Regions from separate parts of the Mus musculus genome. Here region 2 is linked to region 1. Evidence: chromatin loops called from intact Hi-C (ENCODE). Cell type or tissue: heart. All regions are shown on one strand.

Evidence for each region. A loop is a pair of places that touch in the nucleus more often than their neighbours do. Peaks named below come from ENCODE experiments on the same cell type or tissue, not always from the same donor. Only the 100,000 strongest peaks of a DNase experiment are listed, where the experiment ranks them.
Region 2: it touches region 1 in a loop (7-fold over the local background); 31 of 42 quality-filtered maps call a loop at or near these places.

What each region holds. Positions count from the first base shown.
Region 1 is chr7:142,891,558-142,899,557 of GRCm38, reverse strand. It overlaps Th (tyrosine hydroxylase), which reads left to right. Exons shown (of 13, transcript NM_009377.2): 2 at 1,368-1,592; 3 at 2,456-2,630; 4 at 2,876-2,964; 5 at 3,080-3,147; 6 at 3,479-3,529; 7 at 3,890-4,035; 8 at 4,106-4,241; 9 at 4,400-4,469; 10 at 4,861-4,917; 11 at 5,070-5,165; 12 at 5,417-5,550; 13 at 6,368-6,779. The coding sequence ends at 6,527. Among named protein-coding and RNA genes, the nearest start is that of Th, 4.4 kb to the left of the region's middle. In heart, a CTCF peak has its summit at 4,707 (motif pointing left); DNase peaks (open chromatin) are centred at 3,917 and 4,697; H3K4me3 peaks cover 724 bases; H3K27ac peaks cover 1,089 bases; H3K27me3 peaks cover 6,242 bases.
Region 2 is chr7:143,083,180-143,091,179 of GRCm38, reverse strand. Trpm5 (transient receptor potential cation channel, subfamily M, member 5) reads left to right here. Exons shown (of 25, transcript NM_020277.2): 2 at 1,562-1,688; 3 at 2,089-2,269; 4 at 3,307-3,479; 5 at 4,138-4,324; 6 at 5,660-5,724; 7 at 5,871-6,062; 8 at 6,322-6,424; 9 at 7,644-7,762. The coding sequence starts at 1,572. Among named protein-coding and RNA genes, the nearest start is that of Trpm5, 7.5 kb to the left of the region's middle. In heart, CTCF peaks have their summits at 3,664 (motif pointing right) and 4,637 (motif pointing right); DNase peaks (open chromatin) are centred at 3,899 and 4,569; H3K27ac peaks cover 871 bases; H3K27me3 peaks cover 2,986 bases.

The sequences.
Region 1 (8,000 bases):
AAGTCCCCCCAGTAGCCCTCCCTACTCATCTGCTCCCTTGGGTTCTCTAGCCTTGCCTGTCATAGAGTGTGGTGTTCCTGTAATACACACTTCTGAGCACACCTGGTCAGCAAATGGCTGGTCTGCCTGATGCTGTCCTGTGCAAATGGGGCCCAGGTTCTACCATACCTCTTCAGCCCCCCAAACTCTGGGAAAATCTCTGTGTCTCCTTTTTCCCTTCTCACCTTCCACCAGTCTGCTTCGGTGTTCCCTAAGAGTAGGACTTAGGAAGCCACAGGGACCAAGGGGAGATGCTACCAAGACATCAAACAGTCCCTTTTGTCGGGGGCAGGGGGAGAATCAGCTCATAAGAAGGGCTTTCAGATTATCCTTGGGGCCCCATCTAACTATTGCCCTGGGTTGACAGAGACCTTAATGAAACCAGTGTGACCTTTAGAAATTTAATTTGTAGGCACTTCTCCGGGGACAACTGTGGGGTCAAAAGTGCCCCTTCATACTTCTTAGCTGCATGACTCTCTTCTCAGCTCCCTGGGAACCACCCTGTCTCATGTTCTCCCCAGCGAGCCTGGGGCTCTGGCTGTATTCACAGTGTCCTGCTGGAGGTCCGGAGGGGGCTCCAGAGGGCATGTTTCTCCCCATGACTAGGACGTTCCTAGAACCCAGGACCCAGAACCTTTTGGGGAGTTCAACTCCCAGATTAGAGTTCAGGCTTCTCCTCTCTGAAGTCCAGGTAGTTCTGAGTGTTGGGGGATTAGGAATACTGGTTCACAGCTGTGGCAGACACAGAGCCAGTGGAGTCCATACAGAGGTACTCAGACAAGGGAGGAGGGGGAGACATTTTGAGGGGGCTATTTCCAGGTAGGAGGACAGCCTAGACAGGACACCTGGCTAAGAACCACTTATTTTTTCAATGATGATGTGTCCACAGGGCTCAGCCTCTCAGAGAGTTGGGAGGGAAAGGATGCTTGTTTAAGCTGTGTACAGTGCTCTCTACCTGAATGGACCACCCAAGCTATTCACTCCCCATGAGGTCTGAGGCTTTGTGCTCCTACAGTCTCTGGGCGCTGCTCACATACATCAGGAAAAACAACCTGAGTCACAGCCCTCTATCACTAATTCAGTTAGGTCTAAGCCTGGGAGGTAGGTGACAGGGCACCTCTATCTTGGGAAGATGGCAGCTAGGAGCCCCTGCTTTCCAGTTCTGCCATGGCTCTCCAGCCCTAGCTACCCACCATGCCCTGTCAGAACACTGATTAGCATGTTAGTCCTCCACTCCTACATGGCACCCAGTGGTTTGACCAGAGCCCTGGAGGCGGGATCAGCAGAGGCAGCAGCATGGAGATACAGGCATGTCTCTTGACTCTCAGTCCCCAAGGTTCATTGGACGGCGGCAGAGTCTCATCGAGGATGCCCGCAAGGAGCGGGAGGCAGCAGCAGCTGCAGCAGCGGCTGCGGTAGCCTCCGCGGAACCTGGGAACCCATTGGAGGCTGTGGTATTCGAGGAGAGGGATGGAAATGCTGTTCTCAACCTGCTCTTCTCCTTGAGGGGTACAAAACCCTCCTCACTGTCTCGGGCTTTGAAAGTGTTTGAGGTGGGTTGGCTTGGCCTTCCGGGGTAGCATGCATAAGATATGTAAGAATGTCTGTGTCCTCCCCCCACCGCCAGGGCTGAAATATGGCTGCTCAGGCCATCAGAGGCTGGGTCTCAGGGACTACCTTTCAGCTCCTCCAGTTAATCTCAGCTCCCTGACACCCACTGCTATATATACACAGCCTCTTACCCAGCTGCCCAGGGGTCAATGAAGCAGCTGATTACACTGTTGCTTTGGCTAATGACCTGCCCCCCTTCCCCTGCCCCAGAAAAACTCTCAAATGACATTAAAGCCAGAACCCTGTGAGCTCCCAGAATTGACAGCCTGGCCTAAGTGTTTTGTTGCTGGGCAACAGAAGGTGAAGATGAAGTTGACCCCTGTCCACCAGTCCTGAGTTTCCTATTTACCCTGTCATGGCCTGAGACTTGTGTCCTTGATATGGTGGAGTGTGATCCAGGCCTTTGGGCGTGGCCAGTAAGTCAAATTGAGACCATTAGGGGATAGCGCCTTCTGCTATGCTTTCTAGACAAACAGAACTGTCCAGAAAGGGGACCAAAGGCACAGCTGTGATGATTCCTGGATGGATACACAAGACAAAATCCAATCTATTGGATTTTGACACCTTCAAAATTCATAGGCAAGGGTAAAAACAAAAACCAAACGAACAAACAAAAACCAAACGAACAAGCAAACAACTGACAGTGCCTACCAGGGTCCTCCGTCTCCCTCATTCCCACTATTATGTCTCTCCATCTCTCCCTACCTGTCATCATCTCTCTCTCTTCATCTTCTCCACCCTCTCTCCATTGCTCCTTCCCCATCTGTCTCTCTCCTTCTCTCTCTTCCTGCTTTTGCTCCTGAAGACATTTGAAGCCAAAATCCACCACTTAGAGACCCGGCCTGCCCAGAGGCCACTGGCAGGAAGCCCCCACCTGGAGTACTTTGTGCGCTTCGAGGTGCCCAGTGGCGACCTGGCTGCCCTCCTCAGTTCTGTGCGTCGGGTGTCTGACGATGTGCGCAGTGCCAGAGAGGACAAGGGTGAGGATGGATTTCTGTCCCTGGCCTGGGGGTGGGAGGCAGAGTATCCTGCTGGGCGGGGGGGACGACCCTGAAGTGTCCACAGAGTTGGACCACCACGCTGGCTCTACCTTCTACTTTTTTTTCATGAATCCTAGTAAACTCTGCCCTCTAGGAGGTCCCTGGGGGAGGCTGGACCCAGCATGGCCAAACCTTATTATGGACCCATGCTTACCTGGGCCCCTTTGCCTCTCTTGCTTGTGAAGTTCCCTGGTTCCCAAGGAAAGTGTCAGAGTTGGATAAGTGTCACCACCTGGTCACCAAGTTTGACCCTGACCTGGACCTGGACCATCCGGTGAGCTTGTGTCCCAGAGCTGAGTCCTGTGGGGTGGGCACAGGTAGGGACTGACCCTGGTCTTTGGAGCAGGGAATGCCCAACTTCCTCCTGATGTGTGTTCCTTGGCCATCAGGGCTTCTCTGACCAGGCGTATCGCCAGCGCCGGAAGCTGATTGCAGAGATTGCCTTCCAATACAAGCAGTAAGGAGCCTGCCTGTGGGGCAGAGTCCCCAGACTGTAGAGAGAGGAGGAGAGGAGGGAGGAGGTGACTGGTTAGCTGTCACACAGCTTTACATGTCAGCTTGTCTGTCTCTGCTCTGTGCTTGGCATTATTCTTAGTCACAGCTAAGGAGACTGGGGCAGAGAGGCTAAGCAGCTGGTTTGGGTCAGTGTACCCAAACCAGTCCACTCCATACTCCAAAGGCCTCTGAACAGCTGATACAGCTTCAAACGAAGCCTCTCACCCCATCTTTCCTACTCTCCGAGATGGCGGGAGGGGGGTTGCCCTATTGACCACTGATCCCCTCCACAGGGGTGAGCCAATTCCCCACGTGGAATACACAAAGGAGGAAATTGCTACCTGGTAAGACCCTGCTGATGGTTGGGTTGGGCAGGGAGGGCTGGGCTTGAGAAGAGCCAGGGAGACGGTTCCCAGAATCCCTGTCTGTGAGGGCCATCTCTGGAAACTTTGGTACAATAGAAGAAGAGACTAAAGCCAGTTAGAAGAGGGGCTTCCAGTGGCCCAAAATAATCAGGTCATTCAGAGATGTCGCTATCGGCCCTTTCCCAGCCTCTGGGTTCCCTCAAACCACAGGAATGCCCTATGTATTGATGGGGGCCCACAGTTCAGGAGGATGGTGGAAGCAGGCAAAGCGTCCATGGGGTGGTCATGGGGAGAAGAACCCCAGCAGCTAGTAATTCCCTAAGCCCCTGTGGCCTACAGGAAGGAGGTATACGCCACGCTGAAGGGCCTCTATGCTACCCATGCCTGCCGGGAACACCTGGAGGCTTTCCAGCTTCTGGAACGGTACTGTGGCTACCGAGAGGACAGCATTCCACAGCTGGAGGATGTGTCTCACTTCTTGAAGGGTGAGATGCAGAGGAAGTAGGGCAGGGAGGGGCATCCCCTGTGCTATTTCTGATGCGAGGTCCCTTACAGAACGGACTGGCTTCCAGCTGCGACCCGTGGCCGGTCTACTGTCTGCCCGTGATTTTCTGGCCAGTCTGGCCTTCCGTGTGTTTCAGTGCACACAGTACATCCGTCATGCCTCCTCACCTATGCACTCACCCGAGCCGTGAGTATGCTGCCTAGGGCAGAGGACCCTGAACTTGTTGCCCAGTAATATCCGTGTGCAATGATGGCAGAGGTGTGGAGGTGCTAAAGTTTCCTTGTCTCCGGGGAAGGACAGAGAGCCTTCCCATTCCATCTTCCTTTTCTCGTGGCCTCACACAGAGACTGCTGCCACGAGCTGCTGGGACACGTACCCATGTTGGCTGACCGCACATTTGCCCAGTTCTCCCAGGTATGTTTAGGGCCTCAACGCAGAAACCAGAGGTTATTTGGTTGAGCCAGAGATTCAAAAGTTTTACTTGTTGGGGTACTCCTCCAGCTAGACAGTGTGTCTTCATGGATTCATGGGACTTGTAGGTAGCCAAACACCGAAGCAGAGACTGTTTCTGTAACAGGGAGGGACTAACTAGTAACACAAGTCCCAGGGGAAAGGGATTTTTGTGGGGTTTGATGCCACCTGCTGGTAATTCTGGGAACTGCAGGCCCTGAGCTCTTGGCTGACTTGGCGTGTGGTGAAGTGTATGTTGCAGGGTCCCCTGGAGAAGTAGCATCCAGTGCCCTTGCCTCAAGCACAATGTCAGAGCAGCGTCTTTTCATACTTTAGCCTCTTTCTCTACCCACAGGACATTGGACTTGCATCTCTGGGGGCTTCAGATGAAGAAATTGAAAAACTCTCCACGGTTCGTTTTCAGAGCCCTGGGGGGGGGGGGGGGGGGAAGTTCAGACCTTTCTTTCTGTCCCCAAGAACAGCCTTACCTGTTGTGGGTGCTACACACAGAGGGGCTATGCGCGGCACCAGGCATTTTAGGTGATCCTTATGATTATCTGGCAGGTGTACTGGTTCACTGTGGAGTTTGGGCTGTGTAAACAGAATGGGGAGCTGAAGGCTTACGGTGCAGGGCTGCTGTCTTCCTATGGAGAGCTCCTGGTGAGATTACCCTGCTCCCAGCCCCCAGCAAAGGAGATCAGGGCTGGAGGATCAGGGTGTGGAGGGCCCTGCTCTCATCAGAAGGGTCCTTGGCTCAGGTCTGAGATTCAGGCTGTTCTAGAGAGTGTATGCCTCTGGCCAGACCCCACTGTACAGTAGCCCAGAACCCTGCGGGAGGGGGGAGCCCCACACCCATGGCACCCATTTGCCTTGAGCGCTGCTTGGGTGTGATACCTGTGGCCTCTTTCTAGCACTCCCTGTCAGAGGAGCCCGAGGTCCGGGCCTTTGACCCAGACACAGCAGCCGTGCAGCCCTACCAAGATCAAACCTACCAGCCGGTGTACTTCGTGTCAGAGAGCTTCAGTGATGCCAAGGACAAGCTCAGGTGGGTGGAGCCATCAGGAGTCAGCCCTGCCCAGCTTCACCAGTGCAAGCCAGGCCTTGTCTTCACTTGAGAGCCCATTTAGTACACTCAGCAACACCCCCTTGTAACAAGAGTTCATGCTTGAGATTACCCTGCTCCTGGCCCCTCAGCAAAGGAGACCAGGGCTGGGGGGTGAGGGTATGGAGTGCCCTGCTCCCATCAGAAAGTCCGAGAAGAGAGAGACCAGCAGCATAGGGTCAAGGCAAAGTCAAGGTCAGGTCCAGGCCAGCTGTCTGTGCCTCAGCAGAGCCTGAGTCTCTCATTCTCAGCAGCACGGGCTGGAGTGGGATGGGGACAGATAAGAGAGAAAAAGAGGCAGAGTGGCAGGTAAGAGCTGCCACGAGGGCAAAGATTATAGAGGGAGTGGCAGCCCAAAGGCAGGAGACACAGTTATACAGGGGTCTGCAGAGGAGAAAGGAGACTGGTAGGTTGGTGCTTATCACTTCTCCCAGCCTGCTGTGCTCATCTGGCATGTCCACTCCAGTTTAGGGACTCTCTAGGGCACACAGTCACGGGGAGCTTCCCGAAGGAAGAAGCCCAGCTGAGAAACGGGGTGCTTTGCAGAGGCCTACCCACAAGAATCGCTGAGGCTTTAGTCTCCTGGGTGTCTAGAATGGGCTTTAGGGGTCTGGGAAACTCAGAAAAGCCATTTCCCCATTGCCCTTGGAGATTGCAGATCCTATCTGGAGCTACCTAACTCTAGCCTGCTTTCTCATGCCCATATCCAATCTCCTGTGATTGAAGGATTCATACTGGCTCCCCCCCCCCCCACACACAGGAACTATGCCTCTCGTATCCAGCGCCCATTCTCTGTGAAGTTTGACCCGTACACCCTGGCCATTGATGTACTGGACAGTCCTCACACCATCCGGCGCTCCTTAGAGGGGGTCCAGGATGAGCTGCACACCCTGACCCAAGCACTGAGTGCCATTAGCTAAATGCATAGGGTACCACCCACAGGTGCCAGGGGCCTTTCCCAAAGTTCCCAGCCCCTTCTCCAACCTTTCCTGGCCCAGAGGCTTTCCCATGTGTGTGGCTGGACCCTTTGATGGGCTGCTCTTGGTCCCCCTCCTCCACTGCTTCTCAACCACATCTTACTACTGCATGCGCTCCAGGATGGTCCTGCATTCCTCCTGCCCTTCATGCTGTATTCTACCCTGATTATTATCTCAATAAAGGAAGGAAAGGTCTCCAGGAGTGTTCCTGGCCTCTGTGTCACCACAATGATAGCTCCTAGCACTTGTATATGCCCTGGCTTCATTTGGAGGCTTCTCTCTGATCTCTTTCGTCCAATTCAGTCTCCTGGACACTCTAGACCAGACAGAAGTTACTGGTTTTATCTCCCTGCCAATTCTGAGCTCTCAAACAGTGCTGGAGGGTTGAACAAGGCCCCAGATGAGCTGTCCCAGAAGTGTGGACTAACAACACAAAGCTGGAGACCAGGGCAAGGAGTGACAGTCACAGGGTATAGCCTCTGACAAGGCCTGTAGACCAGACCCTCTCCCTGTGCCCAGGAGTCATAGGCACCTAGCAAGTAGGCAGAGGGATGAAGAAGGCTGGCAAAACACAAGAGCTGTAGCCCACCCACACCACACCTAATGAGTCCCAGGGGAAGGCTTATGTCCCAGTAAACCCCGTGAAATGTCTTGGGAATCAATGAAGATCTTTGACTTAAGTGAGACCCCAAGGAAGGCCATGGGCCCCAGAGAGACCTTGGGAAAGCCTTAGACTCCAAAGAGACCCCAGGGAAGACCTTGGTCACCAAAGAGACCCTTGGAAGGTCTTAGGTTCCAATAAGAAGCTGGGGAAGGTCTTGGGTCATAGTGAAACCCAGAGAAGACCTTAATTTGTTACAGTAGGGAGGGCTTTTGTGCCATTGAAACTCTGTCAAGGTTTTAGTTTCCAGTGAGGTCCAGGGTCAGGCCATAATCCATAGTGAGATCCTGTGGAAGGCCTTTTGCCTTCTCAAAGATATGGGGGAAGATTGTAGGCCAGAGTAGGATCTTGGGAAATCCTTGAGACACTCGAAAGACCTTAGCCCCCAGTGAGGTCCTTGGAACACCTTAGGCCCCAGTGAGATTCTGAGAAAAGATACTGGCTTATGCCAGGCTCCAAGGACGACTTAAAAATCCAGTGAGACCTTAAGGGTTCAATAAGAATCTAGTGAGACCTTTAGTAAGGGTTCAGTGAGAACCTAGAGAGATATGGTAGAAGACCTTTGACCTTAGACCATGGAAGAAAGCTTTAGGACTCAGGGAAACTCTAGAAAGCCCTTACCCACAGTGAGACCCTGAGAAAAGACTTAGGCTCTCATGACATCTAGAGAATGACCTAGGCACCACTGAGACTCTGAAAAATGTCTTTGTCTCACTAAGAATGAAGGATGGTCTGAGGCCCTTATTAAGCCCCAG
Region 2 (8,000 bases), 190 kb before region 1:
GCTAAGGGAGCAATTTCTGCTATAGGCCTCAGATGCTGTCTGATGACATTTTTGGCATTTGGGCTGGTGGAAGGAACCTTGAGGTTTGCTAAGAATACAGGCTAAAGGTTTTTGCCTGGAAGATGGATGTTCTGACAATAGAAGTTGGTAATAAATGTGTGCTGAAGACAGCCCAAGATAATTTAGCTAGAGAATCTGTAACATTTCAGCTTCCATAACTAAGACATTCTAATGAGCCAGTCATCTGCAGAACCTTCATCGGAGGTAAACATCAGTTCACATCTGCAAAGCCTGAACTTCTGTAGAAGGTCACAATGTACAGTACCAGGAGCTAGGGATCAGGTGTATCTTTTGAGATACACTGTCTTTGGGAGTCACACTATAAGCATGCTGGCTCCAGCGGTGTGTAGGGAGAACCTTGACTCAACTTCTGTCCAGGTTAGCCACAAGAGGCTGAGAATTAGTCCCCTCATAATTTATACCATCCTATACCCCTCCTTCTCAGCCCCCTATGTGCACAGGTATCCCACTGTAAAAAGTACAGATTCTGAAGTGCTATCATGTGGGCACCCCAAAGCTGGGCACATGGGACAGCCATGAAGACCTGGGAAGTGGTATATAAAGTGCTCTCCCATGTCATGTCAGGTCTCTACCTACAGTGGAGCCAAGGGAGGGCCTTCAGTATGTTCTTCCTCCCTGGCTGGACACCTACTTTAGGATCCAAGGCATGGTGAAGTAGGACCACAATGAATAGGAAGGGGTTTTGACATTCATCAAAGAAACACAGGGGTTAGGGAACCCAGCTGCATACCACACAGGTCCCTGAAGTGAAGGGTAGGGCTGAGGGGCCTAGCCTGCCTGGGTGGGTGGGAGAGGACCTGAGCTCAGCCAGGGTGAGGGATGCTGCAGGCAGCCTCTTCATCCTCTATTTACCACGGTGGGAATGTGGAGGGAAGAGCCTGGTGGGGTCTTTCTCTCCCTGCTTCCACCTGTTCTTCCCCCTGCCCTCTTCACCTGCACCCCCAGTGGACTTCCCTTCCTGGACTTTCTTCTTGCCTTCTGTTCCTGCTTCCCCTTCCTAACCTTTCCTACCCTGGACTTCCAGTTCTACCAGGTCCCTCCTCTCCTGCACTCTGTCCTCTGAACTAGATCAACTGCCTTCTCACCTAACTACCCAGGCAAAAAACCCTGGGACTTTGTCTGGAGCAGTCTAGGGTATAGCTCCCATGGGTTGGGGAAATGAATTCCCTACTGTCTTTGGAGGTTTCCAGGAACCCCCTGCAAAAGCCTCTGAGAACGGTGATGAGTGTGTTAGAATCCAGATGCCCGGAGTTTGGTTAAGTGTGGGAAACAGAGACAGGCAGGTGGGTTTGCTGTGCCCCCACACCCAGTGGAGAAGGAGCCTGACTTTAGTTATAGCTACTGAGAGGGAGGTCGAGCTCAGGTGGGGCCAGGAGATGGGCAGCTGCCTCACATGCCAGATGGGACAGGTCTTCCTTATGAAGAGGAGAAGAGGGTGGCTAGTCCATCCTGTGGGTTCCATCATATATATGTTTCACAGGAAAGCCACCATGCAAACAACCCAGAGCTCCTGCCCCGGCAGCCCCCCAGATACTGAGGATGGCTGGGAGCCCATCCTATGCAGGGGAGAGATCAACTTCGGAGGGTCTGGGAAGAAGCGAGGCAAGGTAGGGGCAATACATGCCTGAGTGAAGTCCACCATGCCTGGAATCCCCAAGTCTTACTTCGTCCTTAAAGCCCAGTCCTGGGGCCTGCTCACTCTGTGTCCGTTCCTTATGAGCTGAGTGCAGAGACCCTGACCAGATGGACAAAAGTCGAGAGTTGCTTCCTGCCCTGGTGATAATGAGAACCTTGAGGTTCAGGACTCCTGCCTCACTCTCCACTCACAGGGGGAGGATATATTGCAATGACTATACCACACAGAAGCCTTGCCCCAAGGAGGGAATGTCTAAAGCCTGCCTCCTGTGGCCTGCCCTGTTCCATAAGCCCAGCCTCCTCCCCCATGATCAGAGTCCCACAACCCAGTGCTGTCTACCACCTGGAACCCACCAGCCCCTTACCCTGCAGTTTGTGAAGGTGCCAAGCAGTGTGGCCCCCTCCGTGCTTTTTGAACTCCTGCTCACCGAGTGGCACCTGCCAGCCCCCAACCTGGTGGTGTCCCTGGTGGGTGAGGAACGACCTTTGGCTATGAAGTCGTGGCTTCGGGATGTCCTGCGCAAGGGGCTGGTGAAAGCAGCTCAGAGCACAGGTAAGGCTGGCTCCCCCTGCCCTCAGTGGGTGAGGTCTTCCCACATCACTTTACGACCAAGACAATCCATCACAGACACACCCACTGGCTCATCTGATCGAGGCTAAGATTCCCTTCCCAGGTGATTCTGGGTTGTTTCAAGTTGATGGAACTAAGCATCAGAGAGATGCTCAAAAGCAAGCATGTGCTGCCCTTGCAGGGATCTGCAGGTCTGTTCTCAGCACCCACGCCAGGCAGCTGGAAGCTGCTTGTAACTCCTGCTCCAGGGAGACTCAACACCTCTGATCTCCTCAGGCAGCTTCACCCATGCATATACTGACATACACTTAAATAATTTTACAAAGAAATTAAAACTAACCAACATAGTGAGATAACTCAATGGCTAAAGACAAGAGTCCCAGTTCCCAGCACCCACACAGGAAGTTGGACATGGAGGCATGTGCTTGTAGTCCCAGTGCTAGGGGAAAACAGGCAAGTCCCTGTAGCATATGACAGTGGCCTTCCAGAGTTGCCCAACCAGTAAGCTTCAGGTTCATCAGAAACCATCTTACAGAGACAAGGTGAATGGCACCTCTGGCCTCCACATACACCCGTCCCCTGACACAGGTGTGCTGCACACATGAACATACACCCACAAGGGGGTCAGAAGTTCTGAGTCTCTCTCATTGCAGAAGTGGTTATAATAAAGGAATAGTTTACAGTTGGATGCAGATGAGACCTTTGTCATTTAGATCCTTGCCCAGAACAAGCTGCAGGACAGCATCTAGGATAAATCTTGGAAAAGGTCACTGTCTGCCACACATATATCCCCCCTGAGCCTTACTATTCCCGTCAGTCTGAAAGTGTTCCCTGTAGCTGGGCACGGTGGTACATACTGTATTTCCAGTTCACGGAACACATGGAATGACTTAAGTTGACGAATAGCCTGCATTGTAGAAACCTGTCTGGAGGAAAGAAAAAAAAAGTATTTTCCACTACTTGATTCCCTGGTCAGCCAGCTGTGAGGACTCCAGGACCCTTCTCTCCCCCTCCCATAGGTGCCTGGATCCTGACCAGTGCCCTCCACGTGGGCCTGGCCCGCCATGTTGGACAAGCTGTACGTGATCACTCTCTGGCTAGCACATCCACCAAGATCCGTGTAGTGGCCATCGGAATGGCCTCTCTGGATCGAATCCTTCACCGTCAACTTCTAGATGGTGTCCACCAAAAGGTTAGTGACAGGTTCACAGGACCACAGCTGATAGGGTTTAGTGAGCTTGGGTGGGTAGAGGAAGCCATAGGCAGGCCGAAGAATTGTGCCACTCCGAGAGGCCCTGAAACTATTGAGAGGTGAGAGGTGGGAGGATGGGCTGCAGTGGGAAGATGTGGGTTCCATGGGCCCAAAACTTCCCACCAGGTGGCAGCATCTCTCAGGAATAAGAGTGGCAACCTGCTGTACTCCCTATGGAAAGCCAGACCTATAACGCTCTAGGCCCAGCCTGGCTGGACGGCTGTCCTCAAGTCCCAGAAAGCCCTGGCCAGGTGGCTTTGGCTCTCTGGTATTCATACACACCCCCCCCACCCTGTGGTCTGTGTAAGGCAGAACCAATGAGAAGCCCAGGAGGCCCCACTGAGGTGAAGTCTGGACCCCAGCCCAGAAGAGTCTGGAAGGTGGAGCTTGCAAAGCCCTGGCCCCAGCTGTTTCCATGGTTCACTCATTCCAGGGAGGCCCCCTGGCCCAGCGGTCCAGCCTCCCTCTGCCTGAGGGGTGGGAACTCTGAGGCCTTGCTGAAGCCTCTCCCAGGGCCCCAGCATGGCGTGCACAGCACAGCAAGGCCCAGCCCAAGCTGCTCCTGAGGTCTCTGCCTCCCCCTCTCTCCTTGGCACAGGAGGATACTCCCATCCACTACCCAGCAGATGAGGGCAACATTCAGGGACCCCTCTGCCCCCTGGACAGCAATCTCTCCCACTTCATCCTTGTGGAGTCAGGCGCCCTTGGGAGTGGGAACGACGGGCTGACAGAGCTGCAGCTGAGCCTGGAGAAGCACATCTCTCAGCAGAGGACAGGTTATGGGGGTAAGGCTTGCTCTAGCTGCCCATCTACAGCATCTTGGGGATGTAGACATGGAGATGTGGCACACACCAGTAAGAACTTTATAGAGAGAGCGGGAAAAGGCCTTCCAGGAAGTGGGGGAGGGTCCTGCATGCCTGAGTGTACAAGGCCAGGGAAGAAGAGCTGTTGGTGTGGGATGGAAGAGTGACACAGCTGGGCAGTGTGACCTTGGCTAGGCAGCAGCTACCTCCTGGGCAGACGACAGGGCAGTTGCCACTGTTTTAAATGGTGCTGCTCTGGCTGCAGACTCTGATAGCCAATAGTCTTCCCAGAGGTGCAGTCCCCTTTACTGCCACCAGGGAGCAGAATTGCCTGAGGGAATGGGTATATCTGTGGCTAATGGTGGGTGTGAAAGAGAGATACTAGGACAATATTAAGGGACAAAAAAATATTTATAAGCTACAATGTCATTGCTTAGAAATTTTTGGTAAAGCCAGTGCACTTTAACAGTGGAAACAGATCTGTGTTTGATACCACAAAGGTCTCAATAGAACCACTGCAGATTGGGTCTGATCCCACCAGCTTTTGACCGTTTGTTGGCCTGGTGTGTCTCTTACAATGCAGAGCAACTCTGTCCTATGCTTATAGAGTGACTACCTAGCCACAGTGTATCTGCTTTTGGGCTGTGGCAGGTACAACTAGGCTTCTTTTCTCTTAAGTTACTTTGTGTTTAATGCCAGCTCTGGACAGTGCAGATGTAAGGTGTGGGCCCACAGCTCAGGGATTTGATACACTATTTGGGTTTGGGTTCACCCTTGGGGGGGAAAAGCCACTGTGGGCTGGGGATGTAGCTCAGTTAGTAGAGTGCTTGCCTTTTGTGCACAATGCTCTGGGATTAATCCCCAGCACAGAATAAACCAGGCTCTGTGGCACATGCCTGTAACTCTAGCACTCTAGAGATGCAAGCAGGGGATCACCCTAAACTATATTTCAAAATTAAGACTAGACTTGGGGCAGGGGAGATGGCTCAGCGGTTAAGAGCACTGACTGCTCTTCTAGAGGTCCTGAGTTCAATTCCCAGCAACCACATGGTGGCTCACAACCATCTGTAACAGGATCTGATGCCCTCTTCTGGTGTGTCTGAAGACAGCTACAGTGTACTCATATACATTAAATAAATAAATAAATAAATAAAATTTGTTTTTAAAGACTAGATTAGGGGAAAAAAAAGCTTTTGCCAGGCCAGGCCAGGGCGTGCAGAAACATGGCACCCAAGGATGCCTGAAGTTGGAGTTGGAGATGGTCCTGAGTTCTCACATTCTGAGCATCAAATGGCCTCATGGCTGCTCTGCCCACAGGCACCAGCTGCATCCAGATACCTGTCCTTTGCCTGTTGGTCAATGGTGACCCCAACACCCTAGAGGTAAGGGCAGAAAGAAAAGAACTCCCCCTCCCCTGGCTGGAGCCCTGAAGGATATGGTAGTTTCTCAGGGCATCTACAGGGTGGTGTGGAGGGCTAAGGCACCTCCTAAGCATTCATCTGGGTGTCACCTTCTTTGCCTCCCCCAGAGGATTTCCAGGGCAGTGGAGCAGGCTGCCCCATGGCTGATCCTGGCAGGTTCTGGTGGCATTGCTGATGTACTCGCTGCCCTGGTGAGCCAGCCTCATCTCCTGGTGCCCCAGGTGGCTGAGAAGCAGTTCAGAGAGAAATTCCCCAGCGAGTGTTTCTCTTGGGAAGCCATTGTACACTGGACAGAGCTGGTATGTGCTGCTGGGGCTGCCTCTGTCCTCCCAGCCTCCCCTGGGTGGGGATGCTCTTTCTGAAAGTCCTGTGGGCCTAGCCTATGACCTCTCTTCCTATATACCTCAGAATTATCCAGGTCCTTGTGTAGCAGAGAGACCAGACAACTAGCCTGGTAGGCAGTTCTGAGCTAGGTTTGTGGGTCAGCAGGGGCAAAGTGGTCCATCTGAGGACTCTTCCAGGACATATTCAGATCTCAAGGCTTCTTCCTGGTCTTAGTTACAGAACATTGCTGCACACCCCCACCTGCTCACAGTATATGACTTCGAGCAGGAGGGTTCGGAGGACCTGGACACTGTCATCCTCAAGGCACTTGTGAAAGGTGAGCCAAGTAGACCTGCCCTCAGAGGCTGCAGACTTAGCAGTGTTCACAGGGGATACCTGTCAGCCCTTCCCAGGTAGGAGAGATGACTTACAAATTCATGAAGTGTTCAGTTCAGTAGCTTATAATCTAGCCTCAGGGCATTGTAACCATCCCCAGTTCTGGAAATTTTCTATTAACCCCACCCCCACCCCACCCCACACACATCCAATTGCCTTAGCAATAACTTCACCTTGTCCTCAGGTAATAGTCCCCTGTTTTCTGTCTAAGAATGTGGGCTTTAGGGCCAGTTTACATAAATGGAATTACAGTCCATGTTATTTGTACCCAGCTTCCTTCTTGAAGCACTCTGCCCACAGACCCATCCCCTTGGAAGTCTGTGCCCGGAAGTCCTCCCTTTTTATGGCTGAGTTCTGATGTCTACTGTGTAGATGTTCCATAGGTCTGTACATTCATCCACTGGTGGATATGTTGGATTGTCACCCAGGCTTGTCCATGTGGCAGGGCAGACCTGGAGCACGTGTGCACAGGCTGGAATCTGGGAGAGACCATGCTGGGGAAGGGATGGGGACATACCTGAGGAAGGGGCCACTCTAAGAGAGCCTGGGGCATCGGGGGCTGCGGATGTGGCTCATTTGGTAAAATGTTTGTGTGCCATATACAAAGCCCTGGGTTCAATGTCAATGCCACATAAACCAGATGTCATAGCTTCTACCTGTTAGACAGGAGGATTGGCTGCTCAAGCAAATCGGCTACATAGTAATCTCACAGTCAGCCCAGACTATAAAGGGGCAGCTCTGGATTTGGTCATTCCCCTGCCTGAGATAGTGAGGCCCAGGAAGAGATACAGGACCACATGTGGTTTTCAGTGAGTCACACTCCCATGGAGGCAAAAGCCTGCTGGTCTTCACTCTGGGGCTTGTTGGTAACTGTGGTCTCCAGTGAAAGTGTCAGGCATTCCCATGGAAGAAGTGTGCTTGTATGAGAATGTACAGCCTTGTCCTGCTCTTGGGCAAGAAGATGCTGGCCAAATTGCTATATTCCCGAGAGCATGTTTCTGCCTCTCCAGACTATGTCCAGGGGATTCTGGGGTGTTGCCCCTGAGCACTCAGTCCTATGTCACTTGCTGCTGTTTAGAGGCAGCTGCCAACCCCCATCAAGTCCTCGCAGAGTTCTAGTCCCTCCCCTCCAGCTCTGTGGGACTCACCCCCACCCACAGCCTGCAAGAGCCACAGCCAAGAAGCCCAAGACTACCTAGATGAGCTCAAGTTAGCAGTGGCCTGGGATCGCGTGGACATTGCCAAGAGTGAAATCTTCAATGGGGACGTGGAATGGAAGGTGCTCTCCCCGCTCCCCTGGCCCAACTTGGGAACACCAGGCAGGGAATACACTGAAGCCTGAAGTAGTAGGATTTCATGGGTAGCATCTGGGTCCATCCTGTCTCAGATATTGCCCTGGAGGGGGTCAAGATGATACTAGGGAACACTCAAAGTCCCAAATGGGGCAGAGGGAATCCTAACACTCCTAATGTTAACTCACCAAACCTTTCTTATCCCTGGCACCTGAGGCCAGCATG